Regions from separate parts of the Homo sapiens genome. Here region 1 is linked to region 2. The links are chromatin loops, found by intact Hi-C in ENCODE. Cell type or tissue: heart right ventricle. All regions are shown on one strand. Links, peaks and the distances in the headings refer to the core of each region. The heading gives the core; the rest is flanking DNA.

Region 1 (15,879 bases), core at 1,676-9,675, 55 kb after region 2:
GAAATGTGCTGTTCCTTGAGTCGAGTGAGGGTTACAGTTCCTCAAGCTGTACGTTTATTTTTTATGTACTTTACAAATCTTTGATATAATTCATGCACACATATGTGTTTGATATCATTCATTCATTCATTCATGCCTGTCCACACATGCGCTCATGCACACACACGGATGAACAGTGCCCAGCATGCAGTAGGTGCACCATTCATGCTCCTAGCTAGATTTGAACTATCAAGTCTGGATCCCGGAGCTGGGCTGGAGCCCAGCATTCCTGCTGTCCAGGGCTCTCTGAATTCTCTGTCTCTCTAGCTCTTGGAGCATATCCTGTTGTCTAGCTGTCTCTGAATGACAGCCCGAGAGGGGGTCAGATTTTTCCATCCTCTGGTGGCAGGGTTAGACGGAGGATGAGATTCCTGAACCCCAGTGAGAAGGGGGATCTGATGTCCGGTTTCAGGTTCTCCAAGGCTCAGCCAAGACAGGAGCTGTCAGAGTTGAATTCCAGGTGGCTCCTCCAGGGCCCAAGATGTCACTGTGGCACTCTGGCTTCTCACTTGCCTGGGACAGTGGCTGCATGAAGAGGCTGTATGGACAGACCCCTATCCCACCCTCACTCGATCCACGGCCAAGCCCTTCCATGCCTTCCTCAGGGTCTCGAGTTCCCTTTCCCTCCTAACTCAGCTATGGAGCAGAATGGCAGGTGGTCCCTGAGAGTCAGGTTTGACTGCCCCTGGTGACCAGTGCATACGGGCCACTCATTTGATTCCCCCACTCCCCAGACTGGGAATCTCCTCCGATCTCCCTTAGAGGTTCCTATGGAAATAAAGTGTGGGGATCCGGCAGCACTCTCCACCTCAGGGTGGCCGGCCCCTGTCTCTGGAGAGAACGGGAGAATTCTAGCCATGTGAATCAGGGGAGCTTTAAAGGATCCTCTGGCAGTGGCAAGAGCTTGTGCTGATGCAGAGTTAGTCTACGCTGCTTGCGTTATCAGCCCCCCAGCCTTTTCTCAGCTGGGGCATCAGGAACACGGAAGTCAGGTGGGGCTCCTCAACCTGCTCTTTCCCCTTAGGAAGGGGACCCTCGAAGGGAGAGTCAGGGAGAGAGGGTATATTAGTCAGGGGTCTCCAGAGAAAGAGAACGAAGAGGTTGTATGTATATACAGAAAGGGATTTATCATAAGGAATCGGGTCATGTGATTATGGAGGCTGACAAATCTCAAGATCTGCTGTCCACAGGCTTGAGATCCAGGGAGAGCTGAGGTTTCAGTTTGAGTCTGAAGGCAGGAAAAGACCGCAGTTCCAGTTCAGGCAGTCAGGCAGGCGGAGTTCCATCTTACTCAGCCTTTTTGTTCTGTTCGGGCCGTCACCTGATTGGATGAGGCCCACCCATGTTGGGGAGGGCAATGTTCTTTACTGATTCTATCAATTCAAATGTTCATCTCACCCCAGAACACCCTCCCGAAACACCCAGAGTGATGTTTGAAATATCTGGGTACCCCATGACCTAGCCAAGTTGACACATAAAACAGACCATCACAGAGGTGAAGCCTACCCCCATCCTGTGTCCTGGCTCTGCCAGAACAGGAACCCCATGGCAGAGCCACAGCCCCTGTCTGGAAGAGAAGAGATGTGTCTGGAATGGGAGAACAGGCCCAGGGCTCCTGTCCCTGCTGCCTCGGGAGGTGAGGAGCTGGGAGAGACAAGGTGAGCTGGTTCCTTGCTTTGAGAGACAAGAAAGCGCAGTAATGAGAACACACATTTATCTCTTTATTACTGTGTGACCTCAGCATCTTACAGAACTTCTCTAAGCTTCAATTTCTTCCTTTAATGGTTTTCCTGTGAGGAACACATGAGATTATGCATGTATAGCTCCTGCCTCTTAAACTTACTTATACCTCTTAACCAAAGAACGTAAACAATGAATTGAACAAATGTTTCTTGAGCGTCTAAGTTTAAGGCACAGGGATGGGGTCAGATTTTTCCATCCTCTGGTGGCAGGGTTGGAGGCCTGACAAGAGATCCTCTCTTTCCCTCCTTCCCCCCTTCCCAAGGAGCTTCATCCAAGCTGAGGTCACCTGGAGCTGTGCTCTGCACTGTGCAAGCTCAGCAGCCGGGCCCTGGGGCAGGTAAAGCTGTGGATTCCCAGGTTCTGGTGCCTGCTTCTCATCGTCCCCTCCTGCTCAGGGCCTGTGCTCTCCACCCTCACTGCGTGGCCTCCATCCCCAGCCTGCCTGGGCCCCCAGGGCTCACATCAGCCTGGAGGGAAGGACAGGCAACTGTGTGGACTAAGGGGCAACCTGGAGTCCCTGGAGTGGCCTCGTAGCTGAACTCAGAAATGAGGGGCTTATAAGGAGGGACTCAGGACCTAGACTCCAGTAGTTTGAGGTGAAATTCTGGAGGACCAGGCTGAGGTTCCAAAAGGGCTGGTGGGACCCTCCTTTGCACGCAGGAAGCCCCTCTGCCACCTCCTCGAAAGAAGGCCCTGCAGCTCCTCCCGGGGGAACGTCAGATGGGCGCTGCATGAACTTGGGTGAGCAACCCGCTCCGTCTCCATCTTGTGGCCTCATCTGTGAAATGAAAATAATAATAACTCCCTCTTCAAGTTATTGGACAAATGACATACAACCACCAGTATTAAACCCCTCACAAGCACCCAGCATGGCACGCAGATACATTGAATCAATGTTAGCTCTCGCCCTCCTTCTCTTTAAGTTGAATGAAAATCTGCTTCCCTGACACTTCTATCCTTGGGGAATTCTTTCATGGAAGTTTTGTAAAATTACTCAAACCCCACTCACTTCCAGATGAAAGTCATTCACTATTTGAAACTGCGTGTGCTGCTCTTCTCTTCTCCACCTAAATAAATAATACTAGTCACCATTTGTTGTACACTTACATACACCAGGCGTGGGTTAGGGGTTCCCAACAGCCCCATGAGAAAGCATTGCTATTCATATTTTATGAATGGGCTCAAATGCTCCCCTATTTTCTCCCCATGGCTTGATTTCCTGTGCCCCAGGTTGCTCCCCGTCTTTGGACATTCTCTGGTTCGTCCCCGTCCACTCTGAGACTGTGGCTCACTCAGTCTGGCCAGGGGCCTGTGGAACTGCTAAATCCCTTCTCTTCTGATAAAAATGCTCAAAGTCTTGCTCAGTTATTTACTGAGTTTCACGGATCCCCCTCAGCTAACGTTTATCCTGTATCAGGGCATGTTGGCTACACTGCCCCCTTGAGGCCTCCCCTGGCTCCTGAGGATGGCTGGGCACACCTGGCTCTCCTGAGAGGAAGCGGCGGCTCCCTGAGTCTCCCTGTGTCTTTGGACGAGGCAGTGGTGCGGCTGGAACAAGCGCCAGGTGCCTGCAGCTGCCTCCTCTCCAGGACCCTCCGCTGTGCATGGGCAGCAGCTACACCAGACCGTGGGTACTTGGTAAACTCAGGGACAGATGACGCTTGTCTCGCACCACATCCCTGTGCCTCTGAGCCAACCTACAGGCCCCTCCTTTTGTGCTGTGGGTTTTAACCCAGCTCTCCTGCCTTGTGACCATTTTGAATCCTGATTCTGAAATCATAGGGCTTTGGAGCAGCAGCATGTGAAAGGACAGGGACAGCTGGGCTGAGGAGGGGAGCAGATGCTCCTGGAGGAAATGGCTTCTCCATGTGTGCTGTTGGGCCAGCCCGGCCCTCCGGGACCCCAGCAGGAGACCAGCCGAGGGCTGCAGAGGAAATGGGTTAGAGGCTCCACAGGCAACGTGTCCCCGGCTGTGTTCATGGCTAAGGAAAGGAAGGAGGACAACAGGGACAGAGGACAGGCAGGGGCCACTGCCTAGTCACTTTGTAAACTGATCCTTAGAGACTAGAGAGGAAATGAAGGAGGCCCTGGATGGAAGGGTTGGGAACAGGAGGTGAACAGATCAGGAGAGGAAGGAAGGGGAGGCAGACGCAGGCCAAGGCTGAGGCAGTGACAGTGCTGGGAGAGCACCTGTTGGGGCCGCAGGGAAGGAGGCCTAGTTTCTGGCGCCAGCTTCACCTGGGAGCTGACCCTCCTTCCATCTGCTTTCCATTCCCGGAGCCCTTTCTCAACCAGCCCTACCTGGGCATGTGGAGCAAAACACTCATGGCTTCTGTTTCCTGATTGGTTAAAAATGTGATTGCAATGCTCACCCTGACACTGCTCAGAGCTGTTGTAAGAGCGGGATGGTGGATTAGTAAGAGCGTATAAGCTGCTGTGCAGAGATGTGAAGAAAGAGGAGAGCTGGAATCACATCAGGGTTCAGATCTTGGTTCTGTTCCCACTACCTGAGTGACGATGAACAAGTTACTCACCCACTTCAAGTCTTAGTTTTTCCTCTGTGAAATGGGACTAATTGTTTATTAGATAATATTAGAAGCCAGGCACGGTGGCTCTCGCCTGTAATCCCAGCACTTTGGGAGGCCGAGGCGGGCAGATCACTTGAGGTCAGGAGTTTGAGACCAGCCTGGCCAGTATGGTGAAACCCTCTCTCTACTAAAAATACAAAACTTAGTCGGGTGTGGTGGCGTGTTCCTGTAGTCCCAGCTACTCAGGAGGCTGAGCCACGAGAATCACTTGTACCTGGATGGTGGGGGTTGTAGTGAGCCGAGACCACGCCACTATACTCCAGCCTGGGCAACAGAGAAAGACTCAGTCTCAAAAAAAAAAAAAAGTTAGAAAATTAATTTTGTTATATGTGAGAATAGTTTTTTGATGATGTAAGACAATGTTTCTGTTTTTTAATGAATACTAAAACACTCAGCAATGAGATGTCCCGATGTCTTTAGCTTACCTTAAACTACTACGCAAAAACAGACCAGAAGCTGCTTTCACCAGGCCTCTAGCCCTGCATTGCCATGGGGATTCTTGCAGGGAAGAAGCTGTACATTAACATCTTCCTAATTTTGTAAAAGTTGTGTGAGGTATGCCGGGTGGTGGAAGGGGTGAGATGGAGAAAGGAGAGTGCCTTTGGGGGCAGTTAGAGCAGAGAGGAAGAGATTTCCCTGAGTTTGGGGACAGTTCAGAGGTCACTAGGTACCTGGGAGAAGAAGAGTCTGGAGACAGCAGGCCAGGACCCCAGAGCGTACAGGACTGGAGAGCTATTGCTGACTGCACAGGCCCACAGAAAGCTTGGACAACGAGCAGGCCAACAACCACCACGATGGACCAGCAGTTAGAGGCCTTCCCTTGGTTTCATCCCTCCTAAGTTTCTTAGTCAATTTGTGTGGCTATACTAGAATACCTGAGACTGGGTAATTTATAAAGAACAGAAATTTATTTTCTTACAGTTCTGGAGACTGGGAAGTCCAAGACCGGGGCTCCAGCAGGTCCGGTGTCTGGTGAGAGCTGTTGTCTTCCAAGATGGCGCCTTGTCACTGCATCTTCCAGAGGAGACGAAGGCCATGTCCCCACATAGTGGAAGGCAGAAGGGCAAAAAGGGATAAACTCCCTTTGTCAAGCCCTTTTATAAGGGCAGCTACTCCCATTCACAGGGGAGGAGCCCTCGTGGCCCAACCACCTCTTGGAGACCCCATCTCTTAATACTACCACACTGGCAACACCTGAATTTTGGGGACACATTTAAACCATAGCAATAAGCCCCCGGGTTCTGGTGGGACGCTGGAAAAAGGCAGGAGCCCCAGGAATGAACTCAACTCTACTTGATTTTAGTGAAATAGAGAAATGGATATTTTTGTGCACCTAAGTTTATAGAGTAAGAGTCACACCTACTGCACCACTACGATTATTATTATTAGCGTTGCTGTTGTTGCTGTTTCCCGGGCTGTGACACTAGGCCTCAGTGCATTTGAGTGCTGTCTGATATGAGCAAAGTGCTCAGGACAGCTGCAGTTCCTTCCCCCAGGAAAGACTCCTAGCCCTTCAGTTCCCAGGTTCTTCCTGGGTTCTGCCCCATCTGGCAACAGTGCTGCTACCAGGCCGGGAATGACAATATAGGGACAGTTCTCTGTAGTTGAGGGTCTGGTTGGAGGTCCCTGGTAGGAGTCTGTCTGGACCCAGCACAGGGGATGCCCACCAGGCCAGCCCTAGCCTTCAAGGGTGGGCCAGACTTTTGAGGTCTGTTGGGGAAGCCAGGGCCCAGGGAAACTTCTAGCTGCTCTCTCCATCTTCAGGCTTGTCACCTCCTCTCTATCCCCTCCCAGTGCCCTCCACCCAACCTGGCTAGATTCTCCAAGTTCCCTGGCTGAGGAGCAGGAAGGAGTGGGGAGTTTCCATAATGTCTCTGTAGAGCTCCAGGGTGAGGCTTGGCAACTGGAAATTGTCAGTCGTCTCCTTGGCGACCAGCAGCCAAATAATTCTGGGAATGGAGGAGGGAAGGGAGCTCTCAGCAGGGCGGCCAAGAGAGGCAGCCCTCACTTCCCAGAAAACTTCAATTCCTCATTACCTGTGTCAGCTGGGGTTCAATCAGGAGACAGAAACCACACCAGTTAGTTTGAAAAGAGAATTCAGCATAAGGAACTGATAATGAGGTATGAAGTTGTTAATTAGGTAAGGAGAGGGTAAGGAGAGAGAAGAGTAAGCTTTCATGGGGGTTGCACCTGCAGGAGCAGCTACCACTCCAGGGCTGGAGAACCCTAAGGAAGAGTTTTGAAGGAGGGTTCCAGAGCCTGTGACCCAGACATCTGAGGAGGGGGCTCAACTCAGCGGGAGCTGGGGTCTCCGGGTGTGAAGAAAGGACTCCTGCACCCAGACCTCTGCGGAAGGGGCACCTGCCAGCTGGTGCTGGGGTCTCTCAGGTAGGGATGCAGGGCTGGGGTGGGGTGGATGATGGAGCTGCAAGTGTTGGGAACACTGCAAACTGGATCAGGTGCTGCTCCAGGAGGGGCCTGCTGTTCCTGGGGTGAAGATGTGTTGCTGGGGTGCCCTCACAGGGAACACACAGATGCAAACAGGAAGGAGCCTGTCCACACTTCCTGTCCCGCCTGCAGCCTCCCTCTAGTGACTGGCAAAACAGAAATGGAGTTGGTAGGGTCCAAGCCCAACATCGCAAAACTGGCTGCAGAAGATACAGGTCCAGAGCTGAGAAATAAGAACCTTGTTACCCCATTGCTGGAAGTTCTGGTCTTCCAGCTTTGTCGTTAGTGGTAAGAGCAATGCTGAATGCGTAGTGGGTGCTCACCTAATGTTGTTGTCTGGCCACTGCCTCAGCTGATTCCTGAAAAGGCACATGGACAGGTAAGGGACAGGCCCATCCCTCCCCTTCTTGGCTTTATTCTGGCCTGTTTTGAAGTTACTGACATTCACAGGCTCTGATAGCTGGAAGGAATTTTTTAATGGTAATGATGAAAACAACAGCAGCAAAGAAATATTACAAGTGGCCTAAGGAAAACTATAAAGTTACTGGGATCAAATCGTACATTAAAAGTACAGGACAAGATAAATAGCCCCATAGGGCAGAAATAGAACAAAGTTCAGAAATTTATCCCCGTGCGTATGGATTATAGGGTACAATAAAGGTGGTATTTCAAACCAGTGGATTCAAACTATGGTTTCTTTAATAAATTGTATAGGCACAGTTGACTCTATGTCTGAATGAAAAAAAAAGGTTACGACCTCTACCTCATTAAGTTATTAAAACAAAATTTCAGATCCGAAAGATTTAAATATAACATTTAAAACAGTTTCATGAGGAAAAATATTAGAATATATGATCTAGAGTTTGAAGAGATTTTTCTAAATAAAGTAGAAAATTCAGAAGCTACAGATGAAAAGAGAGACATAAGAAGCTTAAATTTTAGAAAGATAAAATATACCGCTGGGATCATGAGGTCAGGAGTTTGAGACCAGCCTGGCCAACATAGTGAAACCCCATCTCTACTAAAAATACAAAAATTAGCCAGGCATGGTGCCACGTGCCTGTAGTCACGGCTACTCAGGAGGCTGAGGCAGGAGAATTGCTTGAACCCAGGAGGTGGATGTTGCAGTGAGCCAAGATTTCGCCACTGCACTCCAGCCTGGCCAACAGAGCGAGACTTCGTCTCACAAAAAAAAAAAAAAAAAAAAAAAAAAAAAAGATACCGCTGAGTGCAGTGGCTCACACCTGTAATCCCAGCACTTTGGGAGACCAAGGTGAGCAGATCGCTTGAGCTCAGGAGTTCCAGACCAGCCTGGGGAACATGGCGAAACCCCGTCTCTACAAAAAATTCAAAAATTAGCCGGGTATGGTGGCGCATGCCTGTAGTCCCAGCTACTCGGGAGGCTGAGGTAGGAGGATGGCTTGAACCCAGGAGATCAAGGCTGCAGTGAGCTATGATCGCACCACTGCACTCTAGCCTGGGCAACAGAGTGAGATTTTGTCTCAAAAGACAAAAGACAAAAAAAAAAAAAAAAGAAAACAGAAAGATAGAAGATACTATATGTAAAGTCAAAAGACAAACTATAGACTGGAGAAAATATTTCAATATGTACCACCAATAACGAGTTAATATCTGGTACACAAAGATCCTGTCTGTCAATAAGAAAGAGAAATAACCTAGTAGAAAAATAGGCAAAAGATAGAAATAGGTGATTCATGGAAGAGAAAATCCAAATGGATAATACATTTATGGAAAGATGCTGAACCTCACTAATAGTCAAGGAAATGCAAATTTTAGAGATGGGATACTGCTTTTCACTTATCAGAATAGCAAAACTTAATAAGAATGATCATACCTAGGGCTGGAGAAGATGAGGGAGAAACCACTCTTAATCACAGCTGGTGGATATGTGAATTACCCCAGACTTTTGAGAAAGGGACCTGGTAAAATATATGAAAACTAAAAATATACATCTCTTTGAGCTATGTAATTTTTGGAAATTATGCTATGGGGGATAAAAAGCAAGCTTTAATATTTGAGGATATGCATACAAAAATATAGCATTTTTTTGTAGTGGCAAAACCATTAGTATTGATTGAATGATATACATATACCCATGTAATGTAATGTTATACATCTTTTAAAACAATACATTACAGAAGGACAAATGCTCTAGGATTCCACTTAGATGAGATACCTAGAGCAGTCAAAACCACAGAGACAGAAGGTAGAAGGGTGGCTACCAGGAGCTGGAGAGGGAGGGGAAATGGGGAGTTGTTTAATGGATATAGAATTCCAGTTTTGGAAGAGAAGAAGTTCTGGAGAAGGGTCGCACAACAATGTGAATATAGTTAACGCTACCGAACTATATACTTGAAAATGGCTAAGATTGTAAATTTTATGTTATGTGCATTTTACTGATTAAAAAAAAGAGAATAAATTAGAGGGATTTTCACAATGTTTTGTTAGGTGAGAAAAGCAATCTGCACAGAAATCTATGTGGTATTTGTAAAATAAATGACGATAAAGGTAAATAAACGCCTGCTGGGTAATCCAGACCTGCCTGGCCGCGCCCAGAGTCGTCCAACTGCAGAGCACTCTCCAGGCTGGTCCAGGCCTAGGGCTCCGGGCAGGGGCTGGTGTTGAACTAAGCTTACCGGCTTTGCCAGCCCTAGGTGGCAAAGCACCCTTTAAACAGACTTCTGCCCTGGTGTTCTCCGTCTCGACTCTCCTCCCCCAAACGCTAGGCCTCCACAGGTTCTGGCACAGCCAGCCAAGTCCCACAGCTGTTTCTAATATTCTGCACACACTTTATTGAAATGAGAAGCCCCGTTTATCATCCTTCAGGCCCCTGCTCCTCCTGATTAGGTACAGATGACCTGACAGTCAGTGGGGCCTGAGCCAGCAATCAAAGAGGAGATTGTTCTAAGCCAGGAGGTGAGAGGGGCAGAGGCCTGGGAAGCCGAGCAGGGTCCAAGGAGACTTGGGCCAGCCAGGAGGAGATGGGGGAGGTTCTCAGGCTGCAGGAAGGAGGGGAGGGCAGGGCTGAGTAAATTCTTCAAGGACCCCTGGTTTGCTCATCTTCTCTGGCCATATATTCTCTCTGGCCTCCGAGCCTTCTTCAAAAGGCTTGCATTCTATGCTAGAAACATCTCCTCATCTCCAGTCTCCAAACTCAGCCCCCATTTTGCTTTACTTTCATCTCTCAACAATACCAGTAAACCTCTCTGGATGTAATAAAAAGACAGGGCATCTCTCTACCCTTGGCCTCTCCATAATTCTACTCTTCCTAGAGCTACAGAATCAAAACTGAAATATTGAAAACAACCTAGAAATCACCTAAGTGTCAATCCTACAGCTCCCTCTACAGCATCCCTGACCAGCGGCTATTCCAGTTTATGCCTGAGCATTCTAAACTGTGCTGTCCAATATGGTAGCCTCTAGCCACATGTGGTTATTTAAAATCAAACTAAAATTTCATTTTTTTGGTCACACTAGTCACATTTAAAGTGCTCAATACTACAAGAAATATGAAGGGTCGCATATTTTACCACAGTTGCAAACTAACAAGTTAGTCTGACCATTTCATGGATGCTGGCAGAAGACATGAGACTCCTGGGTCAGAGACAAAGAACTTTATTATTTATAGCAATATCAGTAACCAGAGTATCAGTATTTTCTTGCTCCAGTTTCCTGAGCTCCAATTGCCACAGGGCAACATGAATGAGGCCAAAGGATACCCACACATACAGTGGGTTGCTGTACAAGAAAGGAACCCTGAGTTTAGGAAACCTGGTTCTTTTGCAATGTGCAGTAAGCATCTGCCCTATGTGCTGGAGGAAGACATTGTCTTCCAAGACTGCTGGTTACATATTAATACAAAAATCCTTGAAAGGTGTCCAGAACAAAAGCAGTGCCTCTGCTTACAAAATGTGTAGAAATGCGGCCGGGCACAGCGGCTCACACTTGTAGTCCCAGCACTTTGGGAGGCGGAGGAGGGCGGATCATTTGAGGTCAGGAGTTCAAGACCAGCCTGACCAACATAGTGCAACCTCGTCTCTACCAAAAATACAAAAATTAGCAGGGCATGGTGGCGCGCACCTGTAATCCCAGCTACTCAGAAGGCTGAGGCATGAGAATTGCTTGAACTCAGGAGGTGAAGGTTGCAGTGAGCCAAGATTGTGCCACTGTACCCCAGCCTGAGTGACAGAGTGAGATTCTGTCTAAAAAAAATAAAAAATGTGTACAAATGCACGAGACCCATGGGGAATTGTCTCCCAACACAGTGTGGATATGAAACACTGCCATCATTGCAGAAAGTTCTATTGGACCTGCAGGGCTCTAGGGAATGTGGAACTCACTTATTTGCTAGGTCCTTTCCATCATTTCTGAATCCTGGCCCAAGGAGTCACAGAAAAATAAGCAAGCACTGCCACTTTGTTACAGGAAAGAGGTCCTGATCCAGACCCCAAGAGAGCGTTCTTGGATTTCACGCAAGAAAGAAAAGCAAAGTGCAAAGCAAAAGCAAGTTTATTTAAAAAGTAAGAAATAAAAGAATGGCTACTCCACAGACAGAGCAGCCCTGAGGGCTGCTGGTTGCCCATTTTTATGGTTATTTCTTGATAATATGCTAAACAAGGGGTGGATTATTCATGCCTTGCCTTTTGAGACCATATAGGGTAACTTCCTGATGCTGACATGGCATTTGTAAACTGTCATGGCGCTAATGGGAGTGTAGCAGCGAGGACGACCAGAGGTCACTCTTGTGGCCATCTTGGTTTTGGTGGGTTTTGACCAACTTCTTTACTGCAAGCTGTTTTATCAGATCTTTATGACCTGTATCTTGTGCCGACCTCCTATCTCATCCTGTGACTTAGAATGCCTTACCCAACTGGGAATGACGCCCAGTAGGTCTCAGCCTCATTTTACCCAGCGCCTATTTGAGGCGGAGTTGCTCTGGTTCAAATGCCTCTGACAACTTTGCATGCTCATGTGTAAATTTCAAGGTGTTTTCCTTGAGGCAGATGTTCATCACATTATAATCACTGTCTTTCTGAACTCAGCCATGAAAGGCTCAGTCTGATTTCATGTGCTCTGTCCTCATAATGACACTGTGAGAAGAGGAGATCAGAGTAATCCAGGAGGGGCAAATGGCTCTGGCAAAGGCCCAGAGGTGGGGTGAGCAGGGCATGGCTGGAGGGGCCGGGGGGCACACAGGTGAAACGACCAGGACACTCTTAAGTGGTCAAACACTCTAGCAAAGCGAACATTTACTGGCATCAGGATAACAGAAGAGTTTGAGGGGGAGGTTGCTGAGCCCCACCCCCAAGGGCTTCTGATTCATGAGGTCTGTGGTGGGGCCCGAGAATTTGCATTTCTAAGAAGTTCGTAGGTGCTGCTGCGCTGCTGCTGCTGCTGATCTGGGGACCACATTGTGGGAACCGCTGCTCTAGTGTGATAGATGCACTTTGGGCAGCATGCCAGTGACACGTGGATGGACAATTCTTTTATTTGTTCTAATGCATATTGGAAAAATGCAACTAGCACATCAAACTAGTTATATTTTTAAACAATCAGTAGATTTAAGAATTTAGTTACATATACATGTAGCTGTGTGTAGTGTGAAGACTAGCGAAGATGGTGATGGTGCTATGGGAATGATTGAGGTTTGGGCAGTGCTGACGCAGGAAAGGGCCAAGAATGGGATTCAGACAGGCCCCAGTCAAATTCCACTTCCACTGTGTGATGGCAGATGCAGCCCCTCAGCTTCCTTGTTTATGAAATGGCATTACTGCATTTCCATGAGTGTTTCTCAGGATGTGTGAGGATCAGCTAACAACTAACTAGCTCTTCCCTCCTTTCCATCCTTCCCCAGGAGGAGGGCACAATCCCTGCCCTTGGACTGTTCTCATTCTAGGCGACAGGCTCTGTCACCTTTAAATGCCAAGAAATTGTGAGGGCCTATTAGAATCCCAGGTCCCCACCCTTAAGACAGAAACCACCCCTCCCTCTGGCTGAAGCCTGAGGATTCCGGAAGGGGAAGCAGGCTTGGGCTGGGGAGCAGAGGGTCCCGCAACCGTCCTCCCGGATGGGCAGGCACAGACCCTGGGCCCCCAGCTCCCCTGCCTCCCTGGGCTCAGGCGGCACAGTGCAGTCCTGTGGGGCAGCAGTGCCTTTTCTAATCTTGCTGTCTTAGGTTAATATCAAAGCTGCTTGGCGAATCCTGAGCCCGTGCCCATGTGAGGTGGGTGGACCTGGGTCTGGCCTGGAGAATCCATCCAGGACCGAATACACGTTCCTTTTTCAGGGGCAGTGGGCTCCATCACAGGGCCTAGTCTTAATGGTAGTGGGGCAGCAGCAAAGAAAACCAATGACTTAACAAGGAAAATTAAAATATTCTTGGGATCATCAGCATGGAGAAACCTCTCTGGAGGTGCCCTCCAGGAAGCTCATACTCCAAGCAACTGGTCTTGCTCCTGTCCAAAGGACTACTAATGGGAGGGGTGACGATGGGAGACATGCAGCGTTTAAAGTGAACCCCTAAATCCATGTTTTTGGCGGAGCCCTCTAGATTCTAGTGGTGTTTCCATCACACCATTCATTCCACAGGGCTTTCTGCTCCCTTCCCTCCTCATTTTAATGATCTCAGACAGACATAAAAATGGCTGAGCTCAGCATAAGTGACTGAGACATGAGCATTGCCTCAGGGTCCCCGTGGACCCCAGCTGGGTACCATGCCGCCCTAGGTTCTACTTTGACAGGATAAAGTGAACTCATATATTCAGTTGTTTTAAGTGAGCTAACGCTAGGCAGTGCCAGAGGACGAAGACATAAATCTTTCCTAGAGCTCAGAGTCGCTGCCAAACACCTTGGATAAAACTTTCTGCTTGTTCAAGATGGTTTTTCCTCCCCTCTAAAAATGAGGAGGGGAAAAGTACTAAAAAATCTAAGGGGCTAGCGGGAGGGTGTTAGCAGATTCTGGGACTGACAAACTTGTCAACGCTTTGGCCTCATAAAAATTCTTTTTGTAAGAAAGGCAAACTTTTAAATTGATTTTTCTTACCGCTCTTAGTGGGTGCCAAGGGTGTCACTGGTCACCTGGTCTGCCTGTGTGTTATCCCTGGCTGAGGAATGAAGGCTTTTCTTATATCTCTGCAGGCTTCATTTGCATCAGAGGTGGGACAGCTTGTTACATATCACCCTTGGCTGTGATCATAGCCTCAGATGCTTCTCAACTGGAGCAAACTCAAGCAGGCTGTTTGAAAACATTTTGAAAACCTCCCAGCCAGAAACCTTGTTCCAGCAGTGCAGAGCAGCTCAGGTAAGAGGCAACGAGTGGTGTGCCCCACATGGCCTCTGTGTGGCTGAGAATGAACTGCTTTTTTCCCTTTCACTGATTTTCTTTGCAGTTTTTATTCTTTGCAAACACTTTATAGCAAGAAACACGTGAAAGAAAGTCACCCACACGCTTATCAGCCCTATAATTTGTCAAATGGCTTTGTGTTTCTAAGTTTCTTGCCTATACACATACCTTTTATTTTTATTTTTTTATTTTCTGAGACCCAAGTCTCACTCTGTTGCCCAAGTTGGAGTGCAGTGGCGTGATCTTGGCTCACTGCAACCTCCGCCTCCCGGGATCAAGCAATTCTCGTGCCTCGGCCTCCCAAGTAGACGGGACTACAGGCATGTGCCACCACACCCAGCCAATTTTTGTATTTTTAGTAGACAAGGGGTTTCACCATGTTGGCCAGAGTGGTCTCGAACTCCTGACCTCAGGTGATCCACCTGACTTGGCCTCCCAAAGTGTTGGGATTACAGGCATGAGCTCCTGCACCTGGCCTGTACACATACCTTTAAAGTATAACTGTGACCAGGATTCTAGCACCCCTAACCCCACTCTCCTTTTTTTCAGCCAAGAATCCTCACCTAGATCCGTGTTCTAAAACTTTGCTACTCAAAGTGTGGTCTGGAAACTAGTAGCAGCACCACCCCAGACCTACTAACCTAGAAATCTGCAGGTTAACGAGATCCCCAGGAGATCATATTTATGTTAAAGTTTGAGATAGAGTGCTCTCAGAGATCCCCAGCCTTTCTGCCACCAGGGACTGGTTTTGTGGAAGACAACTTTTCCACGGACAGGGGTGTGGAGGGAATGGCTTCGGGATGATTCGGGTGCATTGCATTTATTGTGCACTTTAATTTCTATTATTACGTTGTAATATATAATGAAATAATTATACAACTCATCATAATGTAGAATCAGTGGGAGCCCTGAGCTTGCTTGTTTTGCAACTAGATGGTCCTATCTTGGGGTGATGGGAGACAGCGACAGATCATCAGCATTAGATTCTCAGAAGGAGCGCGCAACCTAGATCCCTCACATGCACAGTTCACGATAGGGTTTTGTGCTCCTATAGGAATCGAATGGCGCTGCTGATCTGACAGGAGGCAGAGCTCACGTGGTAATGTGAGTGATGGGGAGGGGCTGTAAATACAGATGAAGCTTCGCTCGCTCACCTGCCACAAACCTGCTGGGCAGCCCGGTACCAGTCAGTGACCCGGGGGTTGGGAACCCCTACTATAAAACACATTAGCTAAGACAAAACTCTACTACAAATTGGGGTTACACAATTTCCTCCTTCCCTCCTTCTTGCCATAGTTGTGCAACATCTAGGGGGTGCTAGGCACTGGGTTGGGTGCTGGGCCTGACAGAGAGCCAGGTCCATTACAAATGGTCTCTGTCTTCAAGCCACGCAGGCCTGTCAAAGGCTGAAGCATGATAGCACTGTGGTGTCAGGGAGGAATAGGATTGTAGAGCTGGAAGAGTCCTGGGGAGGTGGGGCCCAGGCAGGTGATGTGGCTTTGTCCATGGCCACAGAGCAGGTTCATGGGCAGGCAGGACTTGAGCCCAAGCTTCCTGCCCTCACGTGCACTCAATCTGCCAGCAGAATTCGGGCCCCTGGCAGACAAGTTGGCATATGGAGATGCACAGAAATGAAATGCCCGAGCTTGTTGCCAGGTCCTCCTCCGTCAGGCACGCCCCTGGAGACCACCTCAGCGC
Region 2 (15,879 bases), core at 3,753-11,752:
ACGTGGGTGAGGAGGCTGTAGGGGAGAGATCCCAGGGAACAACGGGGTGTCCACATCACACAGCACACCATCCACCTTGGGACGACTTTGATTTTACCTCTGAGTGAGCTGAGAAGAGCTGGAACATTTGAGCTGGCTGGAGTCTGGATAGTGTGGAGGTGGGCAGGATTGTAGGCAAAGAGACCAGAATATGCCAAGTACCACAGGAGATTTCCAAGGACAGTGCTGGGGAAGCACAGAGGAAGGATATTCTTTCTGCAGGGCGGCTTGTGAGGGAAGGCTTGATAAAAAAGATGCCATCGTGGCTTGGCTGTAAATGAACAAAGAGACGTTAGTGGGTAGAGAAGGGAACTGGGTGGAAGAGTATTTTAGTATGGCACTGTAACGAAAAGGAGGTATGAAGATTGAGAAGAAACCAACTAGTGGCTTTTGAAAAAGACCCTTTCATCTAATTACTAAGTCTGGCCAGAAAAATAACGAGTACTTTCTATCTTAAATGTATCTTGAGTTCATTTTCATAATCAGTCATTAGGTGTTCATGGAGTCTGACCTATAAATACTGAGTAATCATGCATTTCAGTTTTTAACAAATCAATTTCACTTTTTGCCTCTTGAAATATTAAAACAATGTGAGGCTTTTCCTTAGAAAACTTAGCAGAAGCTCTTTAATGGTGAGTTTTATAGCTTAGAATTAAGAAATATATACAGTAAAAAGAAAAATGGACTAATAGTTTGAACACTTAGTCATTTGGCTTTTTCACCTATTTTTTTGCATACGTAAAGTTAGAATGAAGAAAGACATTTTAGCTTTATTTTAAAGATACTAGAAAAAAACAAAGTAATTTTTGGTCAGTTCCTCAGATCAGCTAAGTATTTATGAAGTAGGTCTTACATTTAGATGCTGTGTCTGATAAGTTCATAAATTTATAACCACATACCAGGTAAGTTTCACAGTACTCTTTTTTTTCCACTTTACATACATATATGCTTATGTTACTGTATATGTTTATTTACCTTTCTAGAAAAAACAGCGTCATCAAAAAACACCCAGGCATCCTCTCCACCCGTGGGCATCCCTAAGTATCCCGTTGTTTCAGAGGCTGCAAACAACAATTTTGGAGTGGTACTTACAGATTCCTCTAGGCACAGTGGAGGTAAAAAGAAGAATATTTTATTGTTTCTTTACAAATATAACTGACCTGCTTCAGATTTTGGGAGGTGGGGTGGAATAGGGTGTTTGTTTATTTTCATATCTTACCATACAGTTCTTTTAGGTTCTATTTCAACAATTTTAATGTCCTATATTTAAACTTTAGCATCTCAGTATCATGATTAGTACTTAACTTCATTAACTCTGACTCAAAATGTTCTGGTACTAAGTTTTTAGAACTCAAGAAAGGAGTTTTGTGGCTAGGCACTGTGGGAGGCTGAGGTGGGCAGATCACTTGAGACTAGGAGTTTGAGACTAGCCTGGGCAACAGAGGGGGAGACCCTGTCTCTACTAAAAATTCAAAAAAATTAGCTGGGTGTGGTGGCACACACCTGTAGTCTCAGCTACTCAGGAGGCCAAGGTGGGAGGATCGCTTGAGTCTGAGAGGAAGATGTTGTAGTGAGCTGAGATCACACCACCGCACTCCAGCCTGGATGACAGAGTGAGACCTCAAAAAAAAAAAAAAAGAAAAAGGAAGGAGTTTTCTGTTTCTTCTCTGGTAAGAGAAGGACATTTATATTTTGAACTCTGAAAATCTCACTTTTCATGTGTGTGACTCATCAAAATGTATAGTGGTACCTGTGGTAAGTTATTTTACTGAAGGATTACATGTTACTTTTTATTTTTATTTTTTGCTATATCTAGTTAATCTTATGGTTTTTAAAGGTCTTAGCTGTATAATTTTCAAAAGACTTTTTTAGTATTTCAATTTCACACTTATATGAGCACTACACTTATAGCCAGGTGTGCTTTTTGTGATTGTCCTAAAACATCAGGCAGGACATCTAGGGAAGACTTAAAATTTCATTGCTAAGCTCTGAGAATTTTCAGACTTCTCTTCCATATTTTTACAGTTTTCCATGAATTGATGTCAGACAAAAGCAGGTTATAACACTTTGAACTCCCTCCGAAGCACCTCTGTATCTTCAATATCATGAATCTCTTTTACTTGAGTGCTCTTATCTTTGAGGCACGTTTCAGCTACCTTAAGCAGATTACGTATATGAGTATTAATTTCATGTGAATAAAAGTAATGTCTGAAAAAAACCTTACCATTTATTTTATACACCCTCTGGCAGATACTGTATAAAATGCTGGAACAGCAAAGATAAAATAATCCTTGCCTTTAAGAAGTTTACAATATAGGCCTAGCATGGTGGTGCACAGTGGCTCACGCCTGTAATGCTAGTGCTTTGGGAGGCTGAGACAGGAGGATCGCTTGAGTCCAGGAGTTTGAGAACTGCTTGAGCAACGTAGTGAGACCCAGTATCTACAAAAAATTTTAAAAGTAGCCATGTGTGGTGGGGTACACCTGTAGTCCTAGCTACTCAGGAGGCTGAGGCAGGCAGATCTCTTGAGCCCAGGAATTTGAGGCTGCAGTGAGCTATGATTGTTCCACTGCACTCCAGCCTGGGTGACAGAGTGAGATCCTGTTTCTATTTTTTTAAAAAAATTACAGTATAGTGGATGATATAAATACCTAAACCCATTAACAATATGTGGATAATATAGACAAACTGATAACAATTTTGATTGCTTATGCTCGAGATTATACCCTTGGTGTTATGGGTTCACGAGAAATATCTAAGTCAGTCACTCAGTGTAGACAAGGGTGAGTAGATAAGAGAGGCTTCTCTGCATCATAAGCTAAACTTCAAAGGAGAACGACGATACAGACAGATGAAACAGCAAAAGAGTTTCTAGCAAAGACATCTCGACAAGTGGCTGATATGTTCTATTATGTTTAGAGATTGAGAGGTTAGAGATTTTATTTAGTGTGACTGGTTACTGTGGGGAATGCCTTGTGTGATATGCTTCAAAGTTGAATCTTTCCTTGAAAGCTATAGTGAACCCCAAAGGATGTTAGAGAAGGAGAAGGGAGGAATAGCAAAAGAAAAGGCTAGAGAAATAAGGGGAGTGACAGTGTGGATGGAGGAAGGGGAGGACCTGTATGAGAGATTAAGGGAATGGAGTCCACACTGAATGAGAAGGAGAAAGATGATGGATTGGGTGTGGGCACCAGAAGACCATTTACCAAGATAAGTAGTAAGAGTTTTTAGGTGAAGATTATGGATTCAGTTTTGGAAATGATGAGTTTGGAGTTGTCCAAGAAGAAATAACCACAAGAAAAGATTTATTTAATATTCAAAACAACCTAATGAGGAACAGATTTCCACATCTGTTTTACAGATTAGGAAACTGACACATGAGGAGGTTAACCATGCACGATGCCTCAGATCGTCCAGAAAGTGGAGAAACGGCTTGCTACCCAAGTCCGCTTCTAACTCCAGTGCCGTCTTTCTTTTCTACCTTGTTAACAGTCACATGCTATTTCTTTTAGATATGGAAGGTATTATTTTCCGTGCAGACATTTTCCCCAATAACTTTCTTTTTCCTATTTGAACTGTGGTGTTTGGTGAGTTTTGATTTCAGACGAATCAACATAAGGAAGTTGTTTGGTTTTTCTAGTATTAAAAAAGATTCACTAACCATACTATTCATTCTGTTTTCATTGCTTTCTAACTTGAAAGGAATACAGTAAGTATCACTCAGCATTGCCTGCTTTGAATACATTCCTCTTTTATCCCTTAAGCAATTTATTTTTTTTAAATGCTACAGTTTTCTCCATACAAATACCACATTCAACTTTATTTTCTTCTTTCGTATGTATTTGTATGGTGGGTTGAAGACATGTTGAGGTGGAAGGGTGTTGCTCAATTGAGGAGCATGGCATGGGCTAGAGATGGGGCTCCCTAGTGGCTTTCTCAAAGTAACTAGCGTCACCATGGCCCAGAGTTGGCCCTCCACATTCCAGCTCTAGAAACTTGATTGTCAGCATGCCAAAAGATCACTGGTCTCTCAAAAACCGGCTCATGTCTATCCAGTTCACAGATGATCAAGGCAAAGCAGAATGGCAATTACAAATTTGCAATGTCACTGTCATACAGACCGGATTATTTCTGTCAGCATTCTTTCCTTGTAGGAACCAAGTGGGAAGCCAGTTACAACCACAAGATTGCTTGTTGTGTTAGCCTGTTTGTGTTGCTATAAAGGAATACGTGAGGCTGGGTAATTTATAAAGAAAAGAGGTTTATTTGGCTCATGGTTCTAAAGGCTATGCAGGCATGGCACCAGCATCACTTGGCTTCCAGTGAGGCCTCAGGTTACAGTCATGGTGGGAGGTGAAGCGAGAGCAGGCACATCACATGGTGGGAAAGGAAGCAAGAGAGACGCCACATGCTTTTAAATCACCAGCTCTCGTGTGAATCAACAGAGCGAGAACTTGCTTACTACCATGGGGAGGGCACCAGGCCATCATGAGGGAACCACCCCCATGACACAGACACCTCTCACCAGGCCCCACCTCCAACATTGGGGATCACTTTTCAACATGAGATTTGGAGGGAATAAGTATCCAAGCCATATCACTTGGTCATCAAGAAGAGTTAGATACATGGTTTCAATGGCTGATGAGCTTACTCCTCATGTTTTCACCTCCTGCAGAGTCTAGACCATCTACCTGGTGTGTTAGGGCATTCCCTTTCCTTGGCAGTGCTAAGTGAAAACTGCTAGACCCTAGCTCCCTGACCCCCTTTTCTACATGTTCACGTGGATCATGTTTTCTGCTAGCACTTTTGTTTAATGACATATCCTGTCTTCCCGTATTCATCCTGAGCAGCATTCTCTCTCCCCTTTATTAACAGTATTGATTTTATCAGTCAGATTTTATCTCTCTTTGCCACTTATAGTCTGTATTTTGGAGTAACCTTCCTATAGCCTTGAGGTGTATTAAGATAATATGGAATAGTAATAGTATAAGAATTAGTAGATTGCTGAGTGCATTTTGTGTAGCTTGGATAGATGAAGAAAAACATTTAAATAAGATAACACATAATTATGAAGATTTATTATAAATTTTAACCACAATCAAACTTGAAGCACCAAATAATACTTACATTTTATTTCAGCCATGAATCTGAATAGCATGGTCAAAATGATCATACTTGTTAGCTTTCAGTTTTTCAGAGCTAATTATCAAATTTATAGATCATTTTACTTTCTCTTTATTTCCTGTATTCCCATTAGATTTTCACAGAGGACAGGAAGACTGCTGTAAATGTTATAAACTCTGGCAAAAAGTTTGGTGAAGAACCTTTAATAACATGAAGTTTGGGACTTATCCCTTTAATTTAACTATGTTATTCTTGTCTCTGACATGGTGGGTTATTGAAATGAACGTTTCCGTGTTTAGTTCCAGAGGCACCAGATCGGCCTACCATCTCCACTGCATCAGAGACATCAGTCTATGTCACTTGGATTCCTCGGGCAAACGGGGGTTCTCCAATCACTGCCTTCAAAGTCGAATATAAACGGATGAGGACCAGCAATTGGCTGGTGGCAGCTGAAGACATCCCTCCTTCCAAACTTTCAGTGGAAGTTCGTAGTTTAGAACCAGGTAGTAATATTCAAACGTTTCCTTTTACCATCGATGTGAACTTTAGATCCATATATTTATATATTTTGAGACAGGGTCTCACTCTGTTGGCCCAGGCTGGAGTGCAGTGGCATAATCATGGCTTACCTCAGCCTCCCAAGTAGCTGAGACTACAGGCACTCACCACCGTGCCTGGCTAATTTTTGTGTTTTTTGTACAGACAGGGTTTTGCCATGTTGCCCAGGCTGGTCTTGAACTCCTGGGCTCATGCAATTTGCCGCCCTCGGTCTCCTACTAAAGTGCTGGGATTACAGGCGTGAGCCATAGCACCTGGCAGATGCATATTTTTAGTAGTCTTATATTTTTTTTCGAATTGTTAAAGTATTCACGCTTATTGTATAAAAATGTGAAAATAAAGAAAATATAAAGAAGAGAATAAGTCACCTAAAATTCACCCATTCAGAGATAATCATTGTTTATATTTCGTTGTATTTTTTCTTAGCCTTTTTTTTTTTTTTTTTTTTTTTTGAGATGGAGTCTCCCTCTGTCGCCTAGGCCGGAGTGCAGTGGCGAAATCTCGGCTCACTGCAACCTCCACCTCCCATGTTCAAGCGATTCTCCTGCCTCAGCCTCCCGAGTAGCTGGGATTACAGGTGCCTGCCACTACGCCCAGCTAATTTTTGTATTTTTTAGTAGAGATGGGGTTTCACCATGCTAGTCAGGCTGGTCTCAAACTCCTGACCTCAGGTGATCTGCCTGCCTCAGCCTCCCAAAGTGCTGGGATTACAGGCGTGAGCCACCGCAGGATCGTGCCATAAATATTGTTTTATTATCCAATATTCCCCATATTTTATCGTATATGTTTTCCAGTATCATTAAAAATTCTTCACAAACTCAACTTTTAGTAGAGATTTACCTTTCATATAAATAAATATACCATAATCCACTTACCTATTCTTTATTTCTGGGCTTTAGATTATTTCTGTTTATTTACAGTTAGAAATACTGTGGTGTACATCTTTGTGTGTGTGTGTGTGTGTGTGTGTGTGTGTGTGTGTGTGTGTGTTTTGCTGTGACTGAATAAGAGGAAAATTGCTTGTTATTTGACAAAAATTATTTGATCTGATGCTGAATTTCAGCACGGTTGTAATACTCAGTGCTTAGTGTTGTGGACATGAGTCAGTGATGAACACGCGTTTGTTCTTTAAGTTTTGTTTCAGCAGAGGAACCCTCCCCTCCCCACAAGAATCTTGAGGCTATATGAGAGAAATTAAACCATAAAAGACAAAAAGCATAAATAAACTTTCTGTACTTTCATTCGTTTAGGTTTCATGGCAATTTTTTTCAGGACTTTTAAATGTACGTTAGTAGCAAATGCCTGTGGCTGTCAAAACAAGCAACATGCGCAGCATAGGATCATGTAGGTATAGTTGGGAGAAGCATCAGTTTTAAATGTGGTTGAAGCTAAGAAACATTCCATAGATTGAAAACACTGTCTTCAGAAGCTCAGTAATTATTTTTGAGCTATCAGGAAACTTGCTTTAGGATTTTAATTTATTCTTTAGGTTCCGATTTTCAGAAATTCACAGTCCTCTACATTTTTTAAAGTTCCTAATATCTAATTCAAACAATTCCTTCCACAGTAGTTAAATCTGCTCCCTCTTACTCTTACACTGTTAGCAGTGAAACCAGAGTGACATCTGCGGCCGCCCACACAGTGCCTCTTTATGAGTGTATTCACCGTATTAAACCGTGCTTCAGTTGTTTCTTTTAAAGTGAAAAGAACCTAGTTTTGGGGACAGATAGTTCAACTAATACTGTCATTGATGGGTATGACTTAGAACAGGATGGTGAAAAGAGCAAATGTCCTCTTTCCTATTCTCTACCTGCTTCTTCCCTGAGATGTCATTAATCTTTTGCAGTGCTCTTTCTTGGTGACTCCTAAGAAGGTCTTGGGATCTTGAACACCATGCACGGAGCAGCCACTCCCAGTTGATTGAGATTGTCAATTGGGTTGAAATCTATTTACCATACAGGCTTTAGATACTTTAGTATAGATAGGTACTTCAGCACAATTGCCATATTTTGACTATTCTGCCTTTAGTTGTCTTATTATAGCTTTTCTTAGTTATGTTTTTGTTGTTGTTGTTTGTTTGTTTTTGTTTTCCCTCAAAGGTTCAACATACAAATTTAGGGTCATTGCCATCAACCATTATGGTGAGAGTTTTCGGAGTTCAGCATCTCGTCCTTATCAAGTGGTTGGGTTCCCCAATCGCTTTTCCAGCCGTCCAATAACTGGACCTCACATTGCATACACAGAGGCTGTCAGCGATACTCAGATCATGCTAAAGTGGACGGTCAGTACACATCTTCTGGAATGAGATTTTGTGGTTTGGTCATGTTAACAATCAATTTAATATTCTCATGACACAATACAGTAAACAGCAAATTTTGAACTTTTAATTGAGGGGAAGTGCAAGGGCACCAATATTTGTCTAAATAAGAGCACATATTTTGAGGAGGGGCAGGGTTAAAAGGAAAATTATTGTTTCCTCGGCTCTTATCCAAATGTTGTTAACTTAATTGCCATCATGATTCATTTTGAACCAAATGTGCTTTTATGCTTTTGAACCCAGGGAAACGTACTGCCTTATTTCTGTTTAACCTCGCAATAAGCTAAATGCTTTTAATACCTTTGAAGTAAATTAAAAATGGCCATTATTAGTATGTTTGCAAAATGAACCTAGAAAAATGTGACCAAGTAGATAAAGAAACCTTAATGAATGAGAAGGTTACATTAATTTTTCTCTTTGACAAGTCTTTGCTTCTGTTTTTTAGTACATTCCATCAAGTAACAATAACACTCCCATTCAAGGATTTTATATCTATTACCGACCAACAGATAGTGACAATGACAGTGATTACAAGAGGGATGTTGTAGAAGGTAAGTCCCCTGGCACACTGGAGTCCCTGTAAAGGCGCTTTGGAGAAAGAAGGTTTATGAATATAAAATGCATCATCCCAAATTAAGACAGTACAAAATGGAATGGTGTATGTGTTATTGCTGTTGAATTTGTCCCAAAGAAAGCCACCTTTTCCCGCTTAATATATGCAGCACCTTATATTCTGGTTGCAGAAACTTGTACAAACATTTGGGGGAAATATGATTAATCAGTAGTAGTTCATCTGAAAGAAAATTTTGATTTCTGTTTCATTTAAATGAACAGTGACCTGAGTATAAAAATCCATTATAATGTCTAGCTACTTTAAAAAAATATTATCTCACTCATTTTCACTGGAGTCTGTCCTAGAAAGATGATGTCTTAAGCATCTTGCTCACTTGTAGAGATGCTGAGAAATTGGAATGCATGTAGAAAAGAAAGAAAACAGCTAAAATGGTGAAGAGTGTTGAAACTGCTTTTTTTTACTGCATTTAAATAGAATCCACAATTTTGCCTATGGCCTGAAGGCCCCACCTGACCTGGCTGGCCCCTGCCTACACCACGTCTCTTGCATCTCTCCCTTTCTGGCACTTCCTTCAGTTTCCTTGTGTGCACTGAGACGTTTTTGCCTCAGGACCTTGGCACAGGGTAGTTCCTGTTGCCTTTACCTAGTTGTGTGCACAGAAAAATTGTCCCACTTTTCAAAATGTTTGACAGTCAAGTTACAGGGAGTGAACTCTTCCCCATAACTTCCCCTCGGGTGACTTCCTCTCATTTGCATGAGAGGGTACCTTGCTGTAGTTTCTAACCATACCCTTTATGTTTATTTCATAGCAGTTATCAAAGTTTAAGCACGTGGTTGTGTGTGTGTGTGTGTGTGTGTGTGTGTGCACGCACGCGCGCATGTGTGTGTGAGAGACAGAGACTGTGTGTGTGTTTGAAACTATTTGCTTAAAGTCTGTCTCCTCTACTAGATGTTAACTCCCTTGTGAGCATAGGACCTTTTCTCCCACTGCTATGTCCAGCCCCTACAGTGGTGAGGTGGCCAGTATTGAATTCATGTATGAATGGAGTCCACAAAGAACAAGGGAATCTCTAACGATATTCAGGTTGAAAAAGACTAGCAGAAGCAACACGATAGCTACCTTCAGGTATTTACGGACTGTTATGTGGAAGAGGAGCTGAGTCAATTGGGGGAGGGGAAGTTGCAAGAAAGCAGCGTAAGAAAGAACTTTCTGACGTAGCATTTCTAGCATAGGTTCCCCCACAAAGTCGTAAACTCCCTAATGTTGGAAGTGCTCAATTGAAGCTGAATGCCCGCTTCTCAGTGACATCTTGGAAGGGATTCTTGCTTTGGGAGGAAGGCTTTTTCCAAGGTCTTTTTTGCACTCCAAGATTCTGATTCTTTGAAATAAGAAATGTCCTAGTGAATTATGTCAGAAAATTGCCATAGGCCAAGGTTATTTTCCATATGACTTCTTGACATGAAATACTGCATATAGTTTGTGTTATAATAAATTACATTATGCTGTATCACATTTCTTAAAATACTGTAGCAGTCCTTTTCATATTTATCCAGTGGAATGACTTTTGTAATATAATGAGAAATTTATGATCCAATTTTTAATGCTCAGCACATAGTAGGTGCTCAATAAATATTTTTTGAATGAGGGAATGATTGTTTCTTTTCTGCCATAACTTTTAGTGCCAAAACTATTCTGTGCTCTTAGGACTCACGATAGTAGCTGTCTCATGGGAAAGCAGAGCCTGGAAGGGGCATAAGGGGATGTTTGAGGTGGGGGGCTTTCCTGTGTTCTCTTTGTTGACTTAGATATGGGTACCATGAGCATGTCCAGCTTGTGAACATTCATTGAGCTGTACAGTTATGTAGACTTTTCTGTATGCATACTTTATGCCAGTAAAAAGCCTATTTTTAAAAAGAAATGGAAGGATAATATTTAGGTTGGTGCAAAAGTAAAAAGTAATTGCGGTCTTTGCCATTACTTTTAATGACAAAGACCGCAGTTACTTTTGCACCAACCTAATAGTGATTGTCCTCCATTTGGGGCCTGTCTAGGTCTTCCTTTTATTTCACTGGGTTTAGGGCAGTGGGGACGTCAGAATTTTATTTTAAGAATTTTTTGACAGAGGCTAAATATTTGCCATAAAATGGTTCTAAACAAGACATGTAAATAAAATGAGTATCTGTCTTTGTCTCTCTGTTTTTCTCTCTCTCATCATCATCACCCTTCTTGGTTCTATGTTCTAGAAATATCCACTAATAAACAGTTTTCCAACTATATTCTCTAGTCAAATCTTTGAGCTTTTACAAAATTCTGTAATATGCATATTGAGCATGGAAGTTGGAAATTAAGAAGCTTTTATATCTAGTAGTAGTGTCTGCAAATGTGAGTTTTGCCTTAGGTTCACAGAGCACTTGTTTATAAATGTAACATACTGAGCAGTTAGATGTTTAAGTGGACTTCACTATGCTGTGTAATTTGCTTATTCTATATTTTCAAGTTTATGCATTTGAAATTCTTTTTGTAGCAGTTGGAAACTATTGGTCTGTTCTCCAAATCACAGGAACAGAAGTATTCATCCTTTGTACTTAAAGTTTTTTTTTTTTAAGTTTTAGATGACTTGTGAATTGACCCAAAATTTAAACTTTTGAAAATAAAATTAAAAGTCAAATTGTAAAAGAGTACAGTAAGAGAAGGACAATTAAGCTATCCTATTTTCTGAATTAGGTTCCACATTTAGATAAACTATAAATGTTTCCAGCACACCTGTGTTTTGGTGTTGAATATTTTTATCTTCTAAAGTTAAGTCAATTCCAAGTAAAATATCAGTCATTCTGATCTTTAAGTCTGTGTTTTGGTTTCTCTCTGAGGTAAAGCCTTACCTTTTCTAAAATATCCTTTGGGAAAATAATTGCCTATTAATCAAAGGATACATGCTGGTTGGTCAGTTTTAAACCTAATGATGTACTTAGTTGTCTTATTCATCAATGATCAGTAAAATTATTTCTCTTTGCTGATATTTCCTATAATTTTAGCCAGTGGAAGAATAACTATAACAATGGAATATTAATCTAACAAGATATGTATCATTTTAACTATTTTTCTCTTCTTAGTAACATATCAGAAGCCTAGTTTAATGCCATTTTTATGAACGCTATGAAAGGAAAACTTCAAATCTAGTGTAGTAATTATTCAAGAGAATATTTATAGTGTAGGTGAGTGTAGGGCTGGGTTGGGAAAGACCCAAGACTACAAAAAAAGAAGTTTTTTGGAAAGCCTTTGGATTTCAGAGACAGATCTATTCCATTTTCAACCAGTTTTGGAGTCAACATCTTTTGGGGGGTCCTTTTTACATTTATAAATGGGGCGTAGAACTCCTCACTTTTGAGCCTTTCAGAGACGATCCTAAAACAAGCAGATTTTCTTCCTTAAAAAACGCGGGTCTGTACAAGTGAAGGGTTTTGTACTGTTGACCTGAAAAGAGGCTTGTACTTTCAGATTGAAATATTTTTGTCTGTGTTCAGTTAGAAAGGAGTCTGGCGATATTGGTCCTGTTCAGCCAAGTAGATTTAACTTGCATGTGTGGTTTTGTTTTGCTTTTTTTCTCCCCCTTTAATTAATTCTTAAATCAGTTGGGGGTATACTTGAGTTCCTAAGAAACAGTGGAGACAGTCTGAAGAGATGTTTCCACAAGGGATTAAGGGTGCTTGAAGAGTTAATTTAATCTGGCAAAAGTGTCCCTGCTTATGAAAGATTGTCACAGGTCCATGGAAGTCAACATGAAGAGTGATTTCTACTGGAGTGTTCAGTTTAGGAGTGTTTCTAAATGAAATGTTGGCTGTGTGCCACGGATAACAGAATCATTCTGCTAGAGATACTTGTGTGGTTTGGAGATCTTGACTCAAAAGAAAAGCAGGAGTGGGGGTGGTGGCCAAGAGTTTCCCAGAGTAGATTTTGCTTTTTGGTGATCCTCAGCAGTTTATTCAGGCATTCGGTCATATGTCAGTTCACGTTGCATCCATGACAGTGGAATTGGGAGCTTTGCTAAGGCCATTCTTGTAACTGGTCAGTTGCTCTGGGTAGTGTACCTTTTGCTGGTCCCAAATGTCCTGTTGCTTTTTGGTGGGGGAACATGGATTGACTTGCTGGGTTAAGATAGGGATGAAAGGACTTGGGCTTTCTTTCCTATGCATGAAATTAACATGTATTTTATGAAAGACTCCCACTAATTATTTTTAGTGAAACAAGTATTATTGCCAACACACAGATATAGTTTTAGGTCAGTTTATCTCCTCTCTTTACCTTTTTTTCATGCCGTGTAATAGAAATGCTGTTTATCTGTGGTGCATTAGTCAAATACTTACTATTAAGTACATTTTTATTGCACAAACTACTGGATGGTAGTGGATGCTGCTCCAGCCTCATCCTGAAAACATTAACTAATTATATTGACATTATCATTTAGGCTGTATGATGTGTAAAGCCTTTTATTTTTCCTTTTAGGTTCAAAGCAGTGGCACATGATTGGCCACCTGCAGCCAGAAACCTCCTATGACATTAAAATGCAATGCTTCAATGAAGGAGGAGAAAGTGAATTTAGCAATGTGATGATCTGCGAGACTAAAGGTAGGAGAATTTTTGCTTTTCCCTGGACAGTGATAGAATTCCAACCCTGGATTACTGCTTCTGACTACTGATATATTCTGGGTTTTGTTTTGTCTTGTTTTGAGACACGGTCTCACTCTGTCACCCAGGCTGGAGTGCAGTGGTACAATCTCAACTCGCTGCAACCTCCACCTCCTGGGTTCAAGTGATTCTCATGACTCAGCCTCCCAAGTAGCTGGGGCTGCAGGTGCGCACCACCACGCCTGGCTAATTTTTGTAATTTTAGTAGAGATGGGGTTTCACCATGTTGGCCAAGCTGGTCTCGAACTCCTGGCCTCAGGTGATGTACCCACCTGGGCTTCCCAAAGTGCTAGGATTACAGGCGTGAGCCACCGTGCCTGGACATGACTATTGATGTATTTGCCTAAGGAAGTTTCTGCTTTGGACCATTTTCTAGGTGCATACACTTAGACTGTCCCAACAAATGTATAATATGTGGGCTAGAATGCTTGTTTAAAAAATAGTTTACATAATCATTAATCCTGTTCATTAGTTTCTGTGTGACTCTAAGTAAATCACCTCCCTTCCCTTTTCTTTATTTTTATTTTATTTTATTTTTTTTAGAGACGGCATCTCACTGTGTTGCCCAGGCTGGTCATGAACCCTTCCGTTTTTCTTTACAAAGATATTAGAAATATTTGTTGACTACTTTCTAGATTGCTGTGAGAATGAGAATACTAACAAAAGTTTAAGAATATTAAGGAGAAGTGCAACATATGTTAAAGGTGGTTTCTTGAATGACAGATATGTAACTTCTATCTACTTGTTTAATTAAGTGTAGTAAAGTTTAGAATTAGCAGTTGCTGATTCTAAATTGAACATTCTCAACTCTGCCTACATAGGTAGATTCACTGTCAAATGTTGCCGTCTTTAAGAAGAGAAGACACCACAGGGGAACAATAGAAATAGCTCATTAGATGTTTACGAGCAAAACCACTCGTCCACAGTCTCAGTTAATCTTCACAACAACTTTGAGAATACTGTCAACTGCAAGGAACACGACAATCTCCTCTCAGTAGGCTTCAACAGTGAGGAAATGTGTTATCCCCAAAATAAGCAGCCCAGAAGTAGGTAACTAACTCCAACGTTGTTAGTTCAGGAGGCTGAGACAGGAGAATCGCTTGAGCCTGGAAGGTAGAGGTTGCAGTGAGCCAAGATCGGGCCACTGCACTCCAGTCTGGGCGAGAGAGTGAGACCTTGTCTCAAAAGAAAAAAAAATTCATTTTTTTCTGTCTTTCCTGTTCGTCATGTTCCCATTGCCACCTTGGCTCTAAGACTAGCACTGCTGATAGCTCGCCACAGTTCTGGGCATCACCTTTAAAGTGTTATCATATCTGACCGTGTCTATTTTCAGGAACAAGGAAAATTTCCCCCAACGTCCTCTACTAGATCTTCCCACCAGTCTCATTAGCCACAATTCAGCCCCACACAGCCCCTAAACCATTGACCAGATTTATCCCAGAGTTCTGTGGGGTTGAGGTAGACACCCAAACAAAATTGGAGCTCTCGTAACATGATAAAGAAGGCTGTTGAGTGAGCTGGGCAGCCATCAGGGTCTCTACAGGTGATCTTATTATTCCTTTTTAAAAATGAGGACATGAAAAAGTACGTTTTTAAAAAATGAGGAAATGGAGGCTCCAAAAGATTGAATGATAAGCCAAGGCTTAGTTCCAGCTTTTAAACTCTAAACCATGTGTGTTTCTGCTGCAATACTCACATCTTAAGCCCATATTTAAACATATATCCATATACCTTTAGACTTACCTTGAATTTCATTTGTTTAGCATATATTTGAGTGCCTTTTTGGACCAGACGCTGTGATGTGTTCATGGGATACTTGGAGTAAAGTTAAATAAAAATGAAATTTATCATCTCTGTCCCCAGGACATTTAAGAATCTAGCCAGACAAAACATAAAACATTATAACTGTTATTTATAATAGTATAATAGTATAGCTGTGATTACAATAGTATACCTCATTTTCTGACATCAGTAGGGAATGAAAAGGTTCTACCTACAGACTTTCAGGTCAGTGGAAAACAAAAAACATCTTTGAAATGTTAACTATTCATATTGAATGACTTTTACGTAATTACATATTACATAATTCCCAGCCTGTTTACATGGAAGATCTCATGTGTACTTCAACCTTTAAAAAATGACTGTAGGTTCTTGTGAACAATGACGGTTTTATCTTGAGTAATTGAGGAAGGTTTTCAGGGATGACAGAGGCGCTGAAGCCTGGCCGTTTTCCCTTCCCACCGAAGATCAGAGACTGCTGTGATGTTTCTTTTAGTTCTTTGGCTTCTCTTTATGTTTTTCATCTCACCTTTCTTTTTTCAGGCTGTTAGCTGTCTCTTCCTATCAGTGTTAATGGATCTCACTCACCCTTCAGTGCAAGCCATCTGTCCTCAGTTTTTAACTTTAGCAAGGGGTTGGAAACCAGATCATGAAGCTTGGTAGAATTACAAATGAATTAAGAATAAAGAAAGAGTGATTAAACCTGATGGACTTCCCTAGGAGTAATCATGATCTTTAATATATGATACGGAATATCCATTGTGCCTCAGAAACTCTTTTGTTTTCTTTAGGGTTGACCAGGAC

What was found. Peaks named below come from ENCODE experiments on the same cell type or tissue, not always from the same donor. Only the 100,000 strongest peaks of a DNase experiment are listed, where the experiment ranks them.
Region 1: it touches region 2 in a loop (4-fold over the local background); 2 of 110 quality-filtered maps call a loop at or near these places.

Annotation. Positions count from the first base shown.
Region 1 is chr11:125,929,565-125,945,443 of GRCh38, reverse strand. It overlaps DDX25-AS1 (DDX25 antisense RNA 1), which reads left to right and starts at 6,402. Exons shown (of 4, transcript NR_199024.1): 1 at 6,402-6,758; 2 at 13,977-14,139. RefSeq lists a silencer at 3,151-3,310 and enhancers at 9,617-10,181, 11,533-12,486. In heart right ventricle, for the core only: CTCF peaks have their summits at 3,028 and 3,229 (motif pointing left); DNase peaks (open chromatin) are centred at 3,273, 3,653 and 6,233; H3K27ac peaks cover 1,916 bases.
Region 2 is chr11:125,986,994-126,002,872 of GRCh38, reverse strand. CDON (cell adhesion associated, oncogene regulated) reads left to right here. Exons shown (of 20, transcript NM_001378964.1): 11 at 1,023-1,154; 12 at 5,463-5,666; 13 at 7,821-8,002; 14 at 8,484-8,589; 15 at 13,114-13,236. Among named protein-coding and RNA genes, the nearest start is that of VSIG10L2, 49 kb to the right of the region's middle. In heart right ventricle, for the core only: no CTCF peak of the experiment used is centred there; no DNase peak of the experiment used is centred there.